Regions from separate parts of the Homo sapiens genome. Here region 1 is linked to region 2. A link is an interaction called in ENCODE POLR2A ChIA-PET data of the cell type or tissue named here. Cell type or tissue: OCI-LY7. All regions are shown on one strand.

The links. Peaks named below come from ENCODE experiments on the same cell type or tissue, not always from the same donor. Only the 100,000 strongest peaks of a DNase experiment are listed, where the experiment ranks them.
Region 1: POLR2A ChIA-PET joins it to region 2 with 5 read pairs; 4 of 35 experiments call an interaction of 5 or more read pairs at or near these places.

What each region holds. Positions count from the first base shown.
Region 1 is chr4:38,937,851-38,945,850 of GRCh38, reverse strand. It overlaps FAM114A1 (family with sequence similarity 114 member A1), which reads right to left. Exons shown (of 15, transcript NM_138389.4): 14 at 4,830-4,883; 15 at 112-2,395. The coding sequence ends at 2,294. Among named protein-coding and RNA genes, the nearest start is that of MIR574, 74 kb to the right of the region's middle. In OCI-LY7, no CTCF peak of the experiment used is centred here; no DNase peak of the experiment used is centred here.
Region 2 is chr4:39,146,691-39,154,690 of GRCh38, reverse strand. No RefSeq gene overlaps it. Among named protein-coding and RNA genes, the nearest start is that of WDR19, 32 kb to the left of the region's middle. In OCI-LY7, no CTCF peak of the experiment used is centred here; a DNase peak (open chromatin) is centred at 3,360; H3K27ac peaks cover 1,030 bases.

The DNA of each region.
Region 1 (8,000 bases), 210 kb after region 2:
CATTTCCTCTGCCCTACACATAAAAAGTCTAAAATTGATGAAGAGGTAAATGCAACATTTTCATCAGTTAATCATTCTCTAGACTTAATAAAAACATTTCTGGCAATCAGAAAAGGGGAAAAATCTTTAATTGATTTCTCAGGTAATTTTTTTCCAGATTGTACATAAAGTGTTCTTATGTTCTCTATTTGGATGTTTCAGGAGACATACAAATGAAATACAGTACATAGACAAATGAAATGCTAATAAGAAGTAGGATGATATTAAAATATCCTTACTTTGCCTGTATGGAACAAAGGCAGTCTACTCCATCGGGGAATCAAAGCAAATGTGAATAAGAGGTTTCCACCTTGCAAAACTGTGAGCTTCATTTGCCCTGGAGAGAACTACTAGGCAAGGCTTCACATGACAGTACCTGTAGGGATGTCCATGGGGCTGTGAAGCAGGTGTATTGTATCGAACATGCAGCTGCAATGAAGGCGTGGAGCTCAGGAGAAGCAGCCACTGACAATGCCCCTCCTGGCCGCAGGGTCTTCTGTGCAGCCTCCCATGGATCAATATACCAGTTAGTTAAAACACACATCAGTATTTTCTGTCCTTTAGCAACGATGATGATATTTGCCACCAGCGAGTGTGATCTGTGAGGCGATTTTAAAATGCAGTCCTGGGATTCTACTGTATTGAAACACCTTTGATTTTCTATTTGAATACTTCCAAGCTTTGTAATTATGCCACCATGTGCTCGTGATCGTAAGAAATTAATTTTAAACTAAATATTCTTCAGTATCCCTTTTCATATATATTTTCACCTCATATACATAGTTTGGGATAAAATAGTGTAAAGAGTATAGGAAAATGCAACAAATTAAAGGGTAGGACATTAAATAAAACACCAATTTACCTTGTTCTTCAAAGTTTTTAAGGTTCAAAAATTTATTGGTATTTTAAGCCAGTGGTCCCCAACCTTTCTGGTACCAGGGACCGGTTTCATGGAAGACAATTTTTTCACGGACTCGGGGTAGCGGGATGGGGGTGGGGGATGGTTTCGGCACGAAGCTATTCAACCTCAGATCATGAGGCATTAGATTCATCAGGCATTAGATTCTCATAAGGAGTGCACAACCTAGATCCCTCGCATGTGCAGTTCACAACAGGGTTCGCACTCCCATGAGACTCTAATGCTGCTGCTGACCTGACGGGAGGCAGAGCTCAGGCAGTAATGCAAGCTCTGGGGAGCAGCTGTAAATACAGATGAAGCTGTGCTCACTCACCCACCGCTCACCCCCTGCTGTGTGGCCTGGTTCCTAACCAGTGCCACGGACTGGTACTGGTCTGTGGCCTGGGGGTGGGGACCCCTGTTTTAAGCAGTTTAAGAATTATTCTTTTTCAGAATATCTACCTCTACTGGGATAAGATCACGTTTCTTTACTGTGAGCACACAGTAGGTGCTCAATAAATGCTTGTTGCAAGAATGAATGACCGGCCGGGCGCGGTGGCTCAAGCCTGTAATCCCAGCACTTTGGGAGGCTGAGGCGGGCAGATCACGAGGTCAGGAGATCGAGACCATCCTGGCCAACATGGTGAAACCCTGTCTCTACTAAAAATACAAAAAAAATTGGCTGGGCGTGGTGGCACACACCTGTAGTCCCAGCTACTCAGGAGGCTGAGGCAGGAGAATCGATTGAACCCAGGAGGCGGAGGTTGCAGTGAGCCGAGATTGTGCCAACGCACTCCAGCCTGGCGACAGAGTGAGACTCTGTCTCAAAAAAAAAAAAAAAAAAAGAATGACAATATGTTCCTATTTTTTACCATAATAGGTAAAATCTATAAGTAGTGTTATTTTTGCCTGCGACATTTATGTAACAAAACAAAGTTCAGTTTTAGAATTGATTTAAAGTAATACTATAAGAATGGAACATTTAAAGGTTGAAACATAAAGGATTAAACAAAAGTCTAAGGTCTCCCCATGAGTTTCTAAATATAGCATGCTTAACCAGGAAAATGAACACGAATATTTGTAAATAAATTTCAGATGAAAGGAAATTTTCAATATAAGCTGTGTAAGTTTAAATTAACATAAAGAAAACACAATTGTTTGTAAAAACAATTATACACATTGAGAGAAATGATAACTCTCTCTAAATTTGCATTCTCAATATTGTCTGTGCAAAATTGCTTGTAGTGTCCTCAAATGGATGTCTGTGGCCAGGCGCACAGAGAACATCCCCTTAAATGGTACATATTGAGGCAAGGCGGCCAGCTGTCTCCTTTAACTAGATGGAGTCTGGCCAGGTCACGGCTGTGCTTTCAAACAACTGGTCTGGATATGTGAGACCTGCAGAACAGGCAGCAGCAGCTGGAAGGCATCCTGTATGTACGTTGTACTGTTGCAGCCCTGTGAGAGGAGAAAAATGAGGTTGAAGGGTTATTTTCATAGTTCAACCTTGACAATACTTCCAATTGGATAATGTTCCCACTCTTCAACCCACCCCCCATATTGGATTATATTTATCTTGCAATATTGGTGCTTAAAGCAAGTGTAAACACATGCTTTTGGATGGGGCATGTCCAGCTCTCAATTATCTATACTAACAGAGAGAATAATTCACTCAAAATGAGGCAAATCATTTTCATGGAATTTTTTTTTTTTTTTTTTTTTGAGACAGAGTCTTGCTCTGACGTCAGGCTGGAGTGCAGAGGCACGATCTTGGCTCACTGCAACTTCCGCCTCCCAGGTTCAAGCAATTCCCCTGCTTCAGCCTCTCGAGTAGCTGGGACTACGGGCGTGCACCACCACGCCCAGCTAATTTGTTTGTATTTTAGTAGAGACAGGGTTTCACCATGTTGGCCAGGATGGTCTTGATCTTCTGACTTCGTATCTGCCCACCTCGGCCTCCCAAAGTGCTGGGATTACAGGCATGAGCCACTTCTATGGACTTTTAAGATCCATCAGTGTGTGTACTTTCTTGGCCCAGGGTATGTCCTGTCTTATCTATCTCTTTCCCAGATCAACCCTACTGCCCTGAAATAACACAAAAACACTGTATGAAGGAGCTCAGTTTGCCCCACCCTACAGATAGATAAGCAAGAATGGTCAACATAAAGCTAACTGGAGATACTATTGGGCAGTTATTCATGGCAAACTTGAACACTGTTATCCTCCTATGCATGGTACTTTATGTTTGGTTGGGATAGCTGAAATTATTATTCCTGTTTTGTGGTGCACTAACACACAGTATTGGATGGAGAGGCCATTTAAAGGTTAGGGTAACTAAAACATGTGAAAACATCTATTGGGGAAACGGAAAAAACATTTGACCTCATATTTCTCATACCTGACATGGTAAGTTAATTTTATGCCTTCTGGGTGGCCAGGGGAGAGATTTTTCTTGTACCACATTCTGCCTCTGACTGCCAGGGTTTTCTCTTAGCTATGTCTGTTCCTCCAAGACCTGCCCCTACAGCTCCTATTCCTTCTGGCTGATGCCATCCCACTGTGCGGCCGCATCCTAAACAATAATATTCAGTGCCATCACTTAGTTATTTCTGTACCTTTGTCGTTTTCCTTAACAGTAAGGTACAAGTCCCCAAAACAATGATATAAATATATAGGTAGCTGATATGGTTTGGCTGTGTCACCACCCAAATCTCATCTTGAATTTTAAGTCCCACAATTTCCACATGTTGTGGGAGGGACCTGATGGGAAGTAATTGAATCATGGGGGCAGGTCTTTCCCGTGCTATTCTTGTAATAGTGAGTAAGTCTCATGAGATCTGATGGTTTTATAACAGGGAGTTTCTCTGCACAAGCTCTCTTGTCTTGTCTGCAGCCATGTGAGATGTGCCTTTCACCTACCACCATGACTGTGAGGCCTCCCCAGCCACGTGGAATTGTGAGTCCATTAAATTTCTTTCTTTTGTAAATTGCCCAGTCTCAGGTATGTCTTTATCAGCAGTGTGAAATTGGACTAATACAGTAGCCCTCTTGAACTTTTGTAATTTCCAAATTTTGCAATGGACAGCCACTTCAGAAAGCAAAATCCTATGATATATGCATTGCCCATGTTCAAACTTAGCTTGTTAACACCTTGTGCCTTCAGCTGGGTGCCCCGCGGCTGTTACTTATAGTTTAGCCCCTAACAGAAGATTTTCCTCTACCAATCTTCTACCTTTCCTCTACAGGTGGAACACAGTGCCTATGATTCAAGAATGAGAAATCTTCCTGGACCTCTTCTCTCTTAGGCTACCATTTCTGGCAAAGACACAGCAGTGTTGGTTGGGGCAGCTTTATATCAACACAACTGATGCTGCAAAGTCCTAGTGAGTGGGCAGGCCACAGAGTGAGAAGTCACAGAGGATGGTGTCCCTTGTCATTGACTGGGCATAGGCTAAACATTCTCCTTGTCATTGTTGCCAGCTTGGACATTAGACCCAGCTAAACCAAAGGTTATTCTAAATAGAAGGAAATGCCCATTTTTATGAAAATCACCGATGAGCAATAATCCCTCATTGCAGCCAATAATCATAGTGTTAAATCTAGTGTCAAATTTGGCAGCAGAAATCTGCTTCTGCTGGAGGAAACAGTGACAGAAATAACGTGCAAGCTTAGCATTTCTTTTTATAATCAGGAATTCTTGAAAATTAGGTATTGTTGCTTCATCAGAGGGTTTACAGCTGGTTGAGCTACACAAATTTACTCAAAAAAGACCTGATGATGAGATTCAGAATTGCAATAACATTTGCTGTGGGGGAAGAAAGGCAAAAAAAAAAAAAAGTAGTTCTAACATTTACTTTGATTCAGAAGCACTTTCTCTCCAGAGGCCACTTACCTCTAACAATACACTACTGATCATGGGGTTAAGGACCTCGGCCTTCTTGTTGCTCTGTGGAATCAGAAGTATGAAATTGACAGATTAGGTGCTCATACTACAAGGCTTGCCACGTAAAATGTAATACACTAGCTTTGTTGAGGGATCTCTTGCAGAGGAAGAGGAGGGGAAGCAGAATGCTTCCTACAGACCAGGCTTCATACCCGCTGCTGCACCTTTTTAGTCTCATTTAATTGCAACGGAAATCCTAGGAGGTAGGCAGGTATCATGATAACCCCAATTTAAAGAGGAGAGAATAGGGATCAGAAAGGTTGAGTAACTTGCTTAAGGTCACATAGCTAGAAATTGAAACCGAGACCTTTTTCACTATGTAAATTTTGTAGCAGGTCTGGGATAAGAGTGAAGTGAGGCAGGTTGAGTTGTGTAGGCAGAGTGGATGCTGTCTTTACTTAAAATTTTGATATTTTGATGATCATAATATTTTGGCACTTTTATTTTAAAATATATTTCATTAAAATATCTATCTAGATTCCTGAGGTTTTTTTCTGTTTCTTTTTTGGGCCTCCTTCCATTTTGCAGGTGAGTTAAGTCCCTCACTCACCTAACCTAGTCTAAGCCCTGGTCTACCCCTTTTTTTTTCTTTCTTTCTTCTTTTAAATGCAAACATAGAAACTTGGTTATAGGGCATCTTCTAGAAGAGCAGCAAAATTAAGACATTCTTAAATATAACTTGAAAACAGGTCTGCAGATCCACATTTGAAAAATGCAAATATACATAAAGCAGAGAGTACAGTGCCTGGTATAAAGCAGGGGCTCAAAAAATGAAAGGCAGGCCAGGTGTGGTGGCTCAAGCCTGCAGTCCCAGCACTTTCAGAGGCCGAGGTGAGTGGATCACCTGAGGTCAGGAGTTTGAGACCAGCCCGGCCAACATGGCGAAACCCTGTGTCCACTAAAAATACAAAAAAATTAGCTGGGCATGGTGGTAGGTGCCTGTAATCCCAGCTACTCAGGAGGCTAAGGCAGGAGAATTGCTTAAACCTAGGAGGCAGTGGTTGCAGTGAGCCGAGATGGCACCATTGCACTCCAACCTGGGTGACAGAGTAAGACTCCGTCTAACAAAAAAAAAAAAAAAAAAGAAAGAAAGTGAAAGGCAGAGTTGGTATCATTATCTTTGCTTATGCTATCGGTCTATCAATCAATAGTCTTCTCTGTCTAAGAGTTCAATCTACTCTTAGACCATAAACCATTAAAGGGATTGGAGAGAGAGAGGATGCAATCTTAATAAGTCAGCTTCTCTTATAGTACCTGGAAGAGTTCAGAGTAAACAAAAATACATAAATTAAATATATCTTCCCAGAGCAGCCCACTTTCATTGACGTTACTCTACTGAGGGTGAAGTAATGTCTTCCTGGGGAAATCATGATGGAGCCTTGGGAGAAACCTCTTTAAAAACCCAGTCATTTTAGTAAGTAACCAGAAAATCCATTATGGTATTTGCTTTCATGTTTATTTGATTATCAATAAACCTCTAAAATATAATCAAATGAGGGCAATAAGATGACATTGGTTTTCAGAATCAATGAGGTATGCAAGCAATTTAAATAGAGTCTAGAGAGCAATACACACTCATTAACTTCAAGTTATGAATAATGGCTGCTTTAGAGAACAGAAACACTGACTTGATGTAAATGATTCATCACAGCACAAGATCAGAGGTATTGTTGTGGTGAGATGGCCTTTCTAAATTCTATTTTAGATTCAGGTTTTTCTTCCCCATAATGATAACCTGTGTGGTCCCGATTTTGTTCATGCAAACACTTGTATGTGTATGTGTGTACATATAAATATATATGAAAGTTCAAGTGCACAGCCATCTGCCACAGCCTTGCTACATAAAATATGGGCCATGGATTAGGAACATTGTCATCACCTGACTGCTTACTAGAAATACAGAATCTCAGCCTCATCCCAGACCTACTGAATAAGAATCTTCATTTTAACAACATCTCCAATTGATCCATGTGCACCTTAAGTTTGAGAAGCACTGTGCTGGAATACAATATGCAGAAGGAATGGAAAGCAATACCATGAATACTAGTAGGTAAATTAAGATTTAACACATATTATGCAAAATATAATACAAACATGCACACAGACATTCACACTCTCAAGCCTAAACAAACACAGAGAACCAAAGAGTTGGTGTCTATCTGATGTATCTGGTGGATAACCAACTGGGAATTAGGAGATCTACTGAGAGGCTTGAGTGAATCAATTCACCCCTCTAGGCCTCAGTTTCCTCACCTAGTAAACTGTGAAAAGGGTAACAAGAGGGTGCAATAGAGCCTTAGGAACCGGTGTCACTAAGGCTATTCCATCTTGATTAAGACCTCGCACCTCTCTGCAAGCCTAGTGTTTATATCAAAGTCCATGGATATCAGGTAACTTGGACCACACGAGGGTGCAAATGCATTTTGTCCAGCCTATCATATCAATGAGCTTCCACCTCCCTTGTCATTCTGCTTGTATACAGTGAAGCTCTATTGCTGAAGGCCTGAAATTAGACAAACATAAAAGGTGTTGTTTTACAAAATAGGAGAAGCAGGTCAGATTTCTTGACAGCAGAATGAATAGGCGGTGCGTAGCTCACCCCTTATTCACAGAGTCACTGACAGAAGTGTGGGGGACAGGTGTCTTTTTGGGTGACAGCCAGTACCATGGTCATTTCTCATCTTTTTAGAAATGCTCTTGGCCTGAGGAGGAGGAGGGGGCATGCCCCAGAAGCCAGGTAGGTCTGCAGGTTTGCACAATGAGACACTGTCCCCAATTGCTGCTGAGTGAAGCCAAGGTGGACATGTGACCCATGCTGATGAGCTATTCAAACCTTTTTACCCAGGAACCAGGAATTTGAATGGAAAGACACAGGGTTAGGAACTGCTGTCACTGAGTCACATTAATAGCAGCACATTAGAGAAAGTATGTGTAGGTCGGGCGCCGTGGCTCACACCTGTAATCCCAGCATTTTGGGAGGCCGAGGCAGGTGGAGCACCTGAGGTCAGGAGTTTGAGACCAGCCTGGCCAACATGGTGAAACCCTGTCTGTACTAAAAATACAAAAAAATTAGCTGGGAGTGGTGGCCCGCACCTGTAATCCCAGCTACTCAGGAGGCTG
Region 2 (8,000 bases):
GATTTGAATATGGAACCGTACACCTATTAAAAATCACACTTATGAGGACCACAATGATACAATTTTTTATTTGTTTTTGAGACAGGGTCTTACTCTGTTGCCCGGGCTGGAGTGTGATGGTGCAATGGTGGGCTCAAGTGATCCTCCCATCTCAGCCCCCAAGTAGCTGGGACTACAGGCATGCAGCACCATGTCTGACTAATTTTTAAATTTTTTTGTGGAGATGAGGTCTCACTATGTGGCCCGGGCTAGTCTTGAACTCCTGAGCTCAAGAGAGCCTCCTGCCTTGGCGCCCGAAAGCGTTGGGATTACAGGTGTATTAGTCTGTTTCACACTACTATAAAGAACTACCTGAGACTGGGTAATTTATGAAGAAGAGATTTAATTGACTCACAGTTCTGCAAGACTGGGAGGCCTCATGAAAGTTACAATCATAGCGGAAGCAAAGGGGAAGCAAGCACCTTCTTCACATGGTGGCAGAAGAGGGAGAGAGAGTGAAGGGGGAAGTGCCACACACTTTTAAACCATCAGATCTCTTGAGAACTCACTCACTATCATGAGAAGAGTAAGAGGGAAATCCACCCCATAAGCCAGTCACCTCCATTCAGGTCCCTCCTCTAATTCCACATGAGATTTGGGTAGGAACACAAATCCCAACTATATTAACAGGTATGAGCCACCTTGTCTGGCCCACACTGGTATAATTAATACAAAATAAAGTTACATCTTTTTATTGTTTTTTTTTGCATTATGTAGATATGGTCAAAGAAAATGTCATTAACGTTTGTGAGAGCTTTAAGTTCCACCTGAACTCATTTTTTAAATATTAAGAAAATATTTATTGAGGCCATGTATAGTGGCTCACGCCTGTAATCCCAACACTTTGGGAGACTGTGGTGGGCAGGTCACTTGAGGCCAGGAGTTCGAGACCAGCCTGGTCAACATGGTGAAACCTCATCTCTAATAAAAATACAAAAATTAGCTTGGTGTGGTGGCACTGTACACTGTACAGGTGATGCCTGTAATCCCAGCTACTCAGGAGGCTGAGGCAGAGAATCGCCTGAACCTGGGAGGCAGAGGCTACAGTGAACTGAGGTCATGCCACTGCACTCCAGCCTGGGCAACAGAGTAAGACTCCGTCTCAAAAAAAAAAAAAAAGAGAAAATATTTATTGAGGTAAAATGCATATAACATAAAATTAACCATTTTAATGTGAACAAATGCTGGACTTTTATCATGTAAAATTTCAGGGACACAGAACAATAAAGAAAATAAATATCATAAATGCTCTTATGCCCATCACCCAGATTCGGAATAGTCTTAGCATTGTGCCTTATTTGATGAGGACTTTAATACTTTTTTTCTGGAGATGGAGTTTTGCTCTTGTTGCCCAGGCTGGAGTGCAATGGCGCAATCTCTGCTCATTGCAACCTCCGCCTCCCAGGTTCAAGCGATTCTCCTGCCTCAGCCTCCCGAGTAGCTGGGATTACAGTCATGCGCCACCATGCCTGGATAATTTTGTATTTTTTTTAGTAGAGATGGGGTTTCACCATCTTGGCCAGGCTGGTCTCGAACTCCTGACCTCAGGTGATCCGCCCACCTCGGCCTCCCAAAGTGCTGGGATTACAGGCGTGAGCCACCATGCCCAGCCTAATACATTTTTAAAAACAAAACCTTATAGATAAGTTTAAGGCTGCATGCCTGTTTTTCCTGATTCTATTTCTCAAAGGCAGCCACTATCCCAAATTTGGTTTATTATTGCTATGAATATTTTCATACTTTTGCTATATATATATGTATCTGGAAACACTACATAGAATATATGGAAGGAATATATAGACTGTATAGAATTTTTTGACAAATTTTTATATATACATGGTTTTATATTGAATCATGTTTTGCATGCTTTTAAATTATGTATTTATTTACTTATTTTTTAGACACAGAGTCCCACTCTGTTGCCCATGCTGGAGTGCAGTGGCATGATCATAGCTCACTGCAGCCTGGAACTCCTAGGCTCAAGTGATCTTCCTGCCTGAGCCTCCCAAAGTGCTGGGATTACAGGCATGAGACACTGTGCCTAGCCACATGCCTTTAAAACAAAATGCAACCCTGTGTTTCTGGGACTCATTATGTTGACGCATACCTTTGTAACTGCTAAACAGTATTCCATTGTATGGCTACATCACAATATACTTATACATTCTTTTTCTGATGGACATTTAGTTTCCAGCAAGGTTTTTTAAATTAGAAAATGCAACAATGAACATTCTTTTTTATATTTTTATTTTTTTTGAGACGGATCCTCACTCTGTCATCCAGGCTGGAGTGCAGTGGAGCCGAGGCTCACTGCAACCTCCGCCTCCCAGGTTCAAGTGATTCTCCTGCCTCAGCCTCCCAAGTAGCTGGGATTACAGGCGCACAACACAATGCCTGGCTAATTATTTTGTATTTTAGTAGAGACAGGGTCTCACCGTGTTGCCCGGGCTGGTCTCGAATTCCTGAGCTCGGCAATCCACCTGCCTTGGCCTCCCAAAGTGCTAGGATTACAGGCGTGAGCCACCGCTCTCAGCCAAACATTCTTTCTTTTATTTCTTTTTTCTTTTTTCTTTTTTTTTGAGATGGGGTCTCGTTCTGTCGCCAGGCTGGAGTGCGGTGGCGATCTTGGTTCACTGCAACTTCCAACTCCTGGGTTCAGGCGATTCTCCTGCCTCAGCCTCCCGAGTAGCTGAGATTACAGGCACGTGCCACCACGCCCGGCTAATTTTTGTATTTTTAGGGGAGACAGGGTTTCACCGTGTTGGCCAGGATGGTCTCGATCTCCTGACCTTGTGATCTGCCTGCCTCGGCTTCCCAAAGTGCTGGGATTACAGGCGTGAGCCACCGTGCCTGGCCAACATTCTTATTTCTAATGCTGCATAGAGGAGTGGTTAGGAGCCAGGGTGCTAGAGCCACATTATCTGTATTTGAGCTGTGTCTCTATGGGCAAATTACTTCTCTGTACTTCTCTTTAGTGCCCTGTTCCCTTCAGTCATGAAAGCAATGAAGGAAGACAGAACTTCTAATATTATGGTTTCTGAATCATCCTTAATGAGCCTGTCATCAATAAAATGAGAAACTGCAACCTATTTAAACACTGTTTATCAGATTATAACACACATTAGAGAATTTAAATATCTTTATGGCAGGACAATGAAAGTAAAGTGCAGTCAGTCTCTATTCTGATTATTGTTTGAAGCTGAAATTTATTGGTATTTTAATACCAATAAATTAAAGTTAGTAAATAACTTACTAAGTAAGACCAATCATGGCATACTACTCAAGGAGCATTTTACAAAGATCTAATACAGAAACTATGTCTGATGCAACACTAACCATAGTTGCCAGATCCCCATTTTACTTCCTGTAATTTATAGTTAATGTTCCTGGATTCATCTGTCTTTTTGAGCAGCCTACCTAATGTATGAAAAGGGAGAAGTTAATAGGTGTATATACTAATGATTTTATTTACTGTCCTTGGGACCTAGTGCTGTTTTAAATTCACAGTTTGGTGGGGTAGAGTGCCCATTTGGCATGTTTCTATGTGCTTGGCCCATTTAAGTAGAGCTCTTCTTTGCCCTAGGCTAATTAAAAAAAAAAATCAATTCCAATAGCACATTTGAGAAGAGGAACAACCATCATTGGAAACTTCTTTGATGTTTAATTTGTAATTTTAAAGCATAATTTGGTAAACTGAGGTGTTTTTCCCCTCCTTTATGTTCTCCAGTGGCTAAAGTTGTCTCTCTTATTAGAAATAGCCTTTTGATTTTTTTTTTTTTAAACGAGACAGAGTCTCGCTCTGTCACCCGGGCTGGAGTGCAGTGGCGTAATCTTGGCTCAATGCAACCTCTGCCTCCCGGGTTCAAGCAATTCTCCTGCCTCAGCTTTCCGGGTAGCTGGGATTATAGGCGAGCACCACCACGCCCGGCTAATTTTGGATTTTTAGTAGAGACTAGGTTTCACTGTGTTGGCCAGGCTGGTCTCAAACTCCTGACCTCAAGTGATCCACCCTCCTCGGCCTCCCAAAGTGCTGGGATTACAGGCGTGAGCCACCGCACCCGGCCTTTACCTGTGGTTCTTGTATCTGAAGTGAGAAGTTGTGAAAGTTGACTTCTGTCCAAGGTATCCGTACTTGAAGATTGACAGTAGAGTTCCTCTGGGCAGATCTGACATAATAACTGAATAGGAGGGATTGGAGATGGGAGCTGTTGTTCCCTTCCTCCCTCTCCATCCCCTGCCCCCACTTGGACTGAACCCTAATCTTCAGAGCAAGACTCCTTAGGATTAGGATAAAAAAAAATTTAAGATCTCAGAAGTTTGAACTGGTTTGTCCCTGACTAGGTAGAGAGTTTCCCTTGGTTGTTTCAGTGCTGAGAATTTGACCCTGTCTGGTGCTGCACCTATATTTTGTAATTATATACATTCATTGTTGTTATAACAATTTTCAAAAGCCACTTATATGGGCTTATTTTACACAGATAAAGTTAACCATTGTCTTGTTTAAGCCATGTTACTTTCAATTACAAGCAGCCTACACGAATTCTAACTGATACTGATGGAATTGGATTAAATGACTTTTGGTTCCTTTCTAGTTCTGACATATGAGCTTAAATATTTTTTGAGGGTCAGTTCTATGCCTGGTGCTATGCTAACTGTCCACATTTCCTTCCTATCTGTCCACATATCCTTCAAAGTGATCTTCTTTGAACTACATGCTTGAAGCCCTGAGTTGGTTAGCATTCAGAGACTGGGTGATGCAGCTTGAGTGGCTGAATTTTCTCCCTACCTTCTGACAGTCAGTGGGCTCTGATGATCAGTATCTTGGTCCTGCCCATTTTTGCTAAGAGCATGAAATAACTTAGTTTCTAACCTCAGTATCCTAGTTTTGAAGTCCAGACTGATGCTCAGAGAGTCTATACTTCTTTTTTTTTTAAATTTTACTTGAAGTTCCGGGATACATGTGCAGAACGTGCAGGTTTGTTACATAGGTATACATGTGCCATGGTGCACCTATCAACCCATCATCTAGGTTTTAAGACCTGCATGCATTAGGTATTTGTCCTAATGCTCTCCCTCCCTCCCCTTGCTCCCCACCCCCTAACAGGCCCTGGTGTGTGATGTTCCCCTCCCTGTGTCCATTGTTCAGCTCCCACTTATAAGTGAGAACAGGCGGTGTTTGGTTTTCTGTTCCTGTGTTAGTTTGCTGAGAATGATGGTTTCCAGCTTCATCTATGTACCTGAGCGCACCACACCTGATGCATCGGTAGCCTGTGACTACACTGTCAAGGTCAGCCCACTTGTAACCCCCACTTGTACCCCAACCCCTGATCTGGGGATTCCCCGTATCTGTCATTGTCACTACTCTCCCTTGGGGTCTTCCATCTGATCACCAAGGCTTAGTTTGAGACATCTGGTTAGCATCTGCTACTTACGCTTACATTACACGTCACCAGGGACTCTACTTGCTTCACCTTCTTTGGGCAGTCCTAGGACGAAACAATTGGGTCCATTTGTTCATTCATTCATTTTCTCATTCCTTCTGCAGTTAGTACCTCTTATTTAATATAGCCAAGGGATCAAGATACAGTTACCCTTGATGAGGTCATCAAGATCTATTTGCTAGAATGCTTTAGATATGTTAACCTTTTATCAGAAGGAAGAAAATGGCAGGAGGCCACTGAAGTTCAACGGACAGAACTCTTATTTCAGCAAATGTGGCCAGATTTGCTAAAGATTGTGTTTATCTGGGTCTAGCATTATCTCTTTGCATTTCTCTCTCACACTCTCCCTGTAGTAAGATATCCGAAGTCAGTATTTTCCAGATGATGATGATCCACTGGAGGAAGATGTCCTTGTTGATGTATGTGTTTTAGGTTCTCCAACAAATAAGTATAGAGCTTTCGTTTTTCTTTATTTATTTTTAAATTTTATTTATTTATTTTTTGACAGGGTCTCACTCTATCACATAGGCTGGAATGTAGTGGCGCGATCACAGCTCATTGCAGCCTTGGCCTCCCAGGCTCAGGTGATCCTCCCACCTCAGCCTCCCAAGTAGCTCAGACCACAGGCACACACCACCATGCCTGGCTAATTTTTGTATTTCTTTTGTAGAGACAGGGTTTTGTCATGTTGCCTAAGCTGGTCTCGAGCTCCTGGGCTCAAGTGATCCTCCTGCCTCGGCCTCCCAAAGTGCTGGGATTACAGGTGTGAGCCACCGTGCCAGGCCTAGTTTCTGTTTTTAATTGGAGAAATATCTTCAGATTTGGCCAACTTACAAAACACTTATTTTAAAGTCATTTGAAATATAATTTATTTGAAACTTAAAGATATTTTTATTTGTGCTATTCTTTTGAAAATATTTGTGTCCTTTGCAAATAGTCGTATCCTTATCTGAATAATCTTTTGTAAATATAATTTCTGGATAAAAAGGGAAATTCAGCTTCCTATTCTAAAATGTAAGAACCAGGAACATGATGAAACCTGGCCTCTGGGAAAGAATCTGGCATCCACTTGTTTCGGAGATATTCATTCAAGAGTTAGTGAAGCCATTATACAACCTGTGTGTGTGTGTGTGTGTGTGTGTGTGTGTGTGTGTGGAGGGGGGGCGGGAAGGGTGATTCTAAAGAGCACAGAGCTTTTTAATAGCTATGCAATTTAAAATTGATTATTTAAGTATAAATAAATACCTGTTATAGTAATTTTCAGAAACCTCTAATTTATTTGGGAAAGGATGGCATTATAAGAAAGTAGTATTTGTCAGACTCTGCTATAAAAACTCGTTAAGATTATGTGAAGCTCAACAGAAAGATACGCGAAAAATTAATAGCATGGTTTGCTGCAAATCAGAAAAATATATTCACAGGGATTGCAGTGGGGGAGGAAGAGTTTCCAAGGTAAGGGAAAGGGGGATAGCTGTGACATTGGGGATGGAGAAAAATCACATTTAATACTAAGTACAGAACTGGGACATTTAGATAGAATTCACATTATAAAAATAAATAAATATAAATATAGGGATTTTTAATTGCATACTACAATTCTAGAAAATGTCAGGATTGTTTGATCATCTTATATTTTTGCTTCCAATTTATCATTTAGCCTTGCATACTTTAAAATAAAGGCTATTTTAGGCTGGGCGCAGTGGCTTATGCCTGTAATCCGCACTTTGGGAGGCCAAGGTGAGCAGATCACTTGAGGTCAGGAGTTCGAGACCAGCCTGGCCAACATGGTGAAACCCCATGTCTACTAAAAATACAAAATTGGCCGGGTGTGGTGGTGCATGCCTGTAATCCCAGCTACTTGGGAGGCTGAGGCAGGAGAATCGCTTGAACCTGGGAGGTGGAGGCTGCAGTGAGCTGAGGTCACACCACTACACTCCAGCCTGGGCAACAGAGTGAGACTCCATCTCAAAAAAAATATAAAAAATAAAATAAAATAAAGGTTATTTGAGGAAATAAATCATTTTCTACCAATATTACATAGAAAGTCTAAAAAACATAGTTAATAACTAGAGAAAGATAGTGTATTTAAAAATAATATCTAACCAGAGAATTTCAGGTTTCCTTCTGGTTTTCTAACTATTGGTAGCTAAAAATACTGATGTCATTTAAAATTATTAACTGCTGTTTTATATGATCCATTTAAGCTTAAAATAAAACTGGATATTCAACATTAAGCCAATATATTTGTTCAATTCTGTGCCAATAATGATTCTAGGTGCAGATACACGGCTGTGAATCAAACAGCCAAGGGAATTAAGAAATGGAAATGAGTTCTGTTTCCATGACAATTTAATGATTCCTATTCTGTAGGGAAAAAATTCTTGCACTACTTCCCCTGAGTTCATGTAGAGTAGTAGTTCTCAATCCTGGCAGCCATTAGAGTTACTTGAGGGTCACTTGGAGTGGCATGGGCTCAACCCAGATTTATTAGAAATAAACAGAATTTCTAGAGATGGAGGC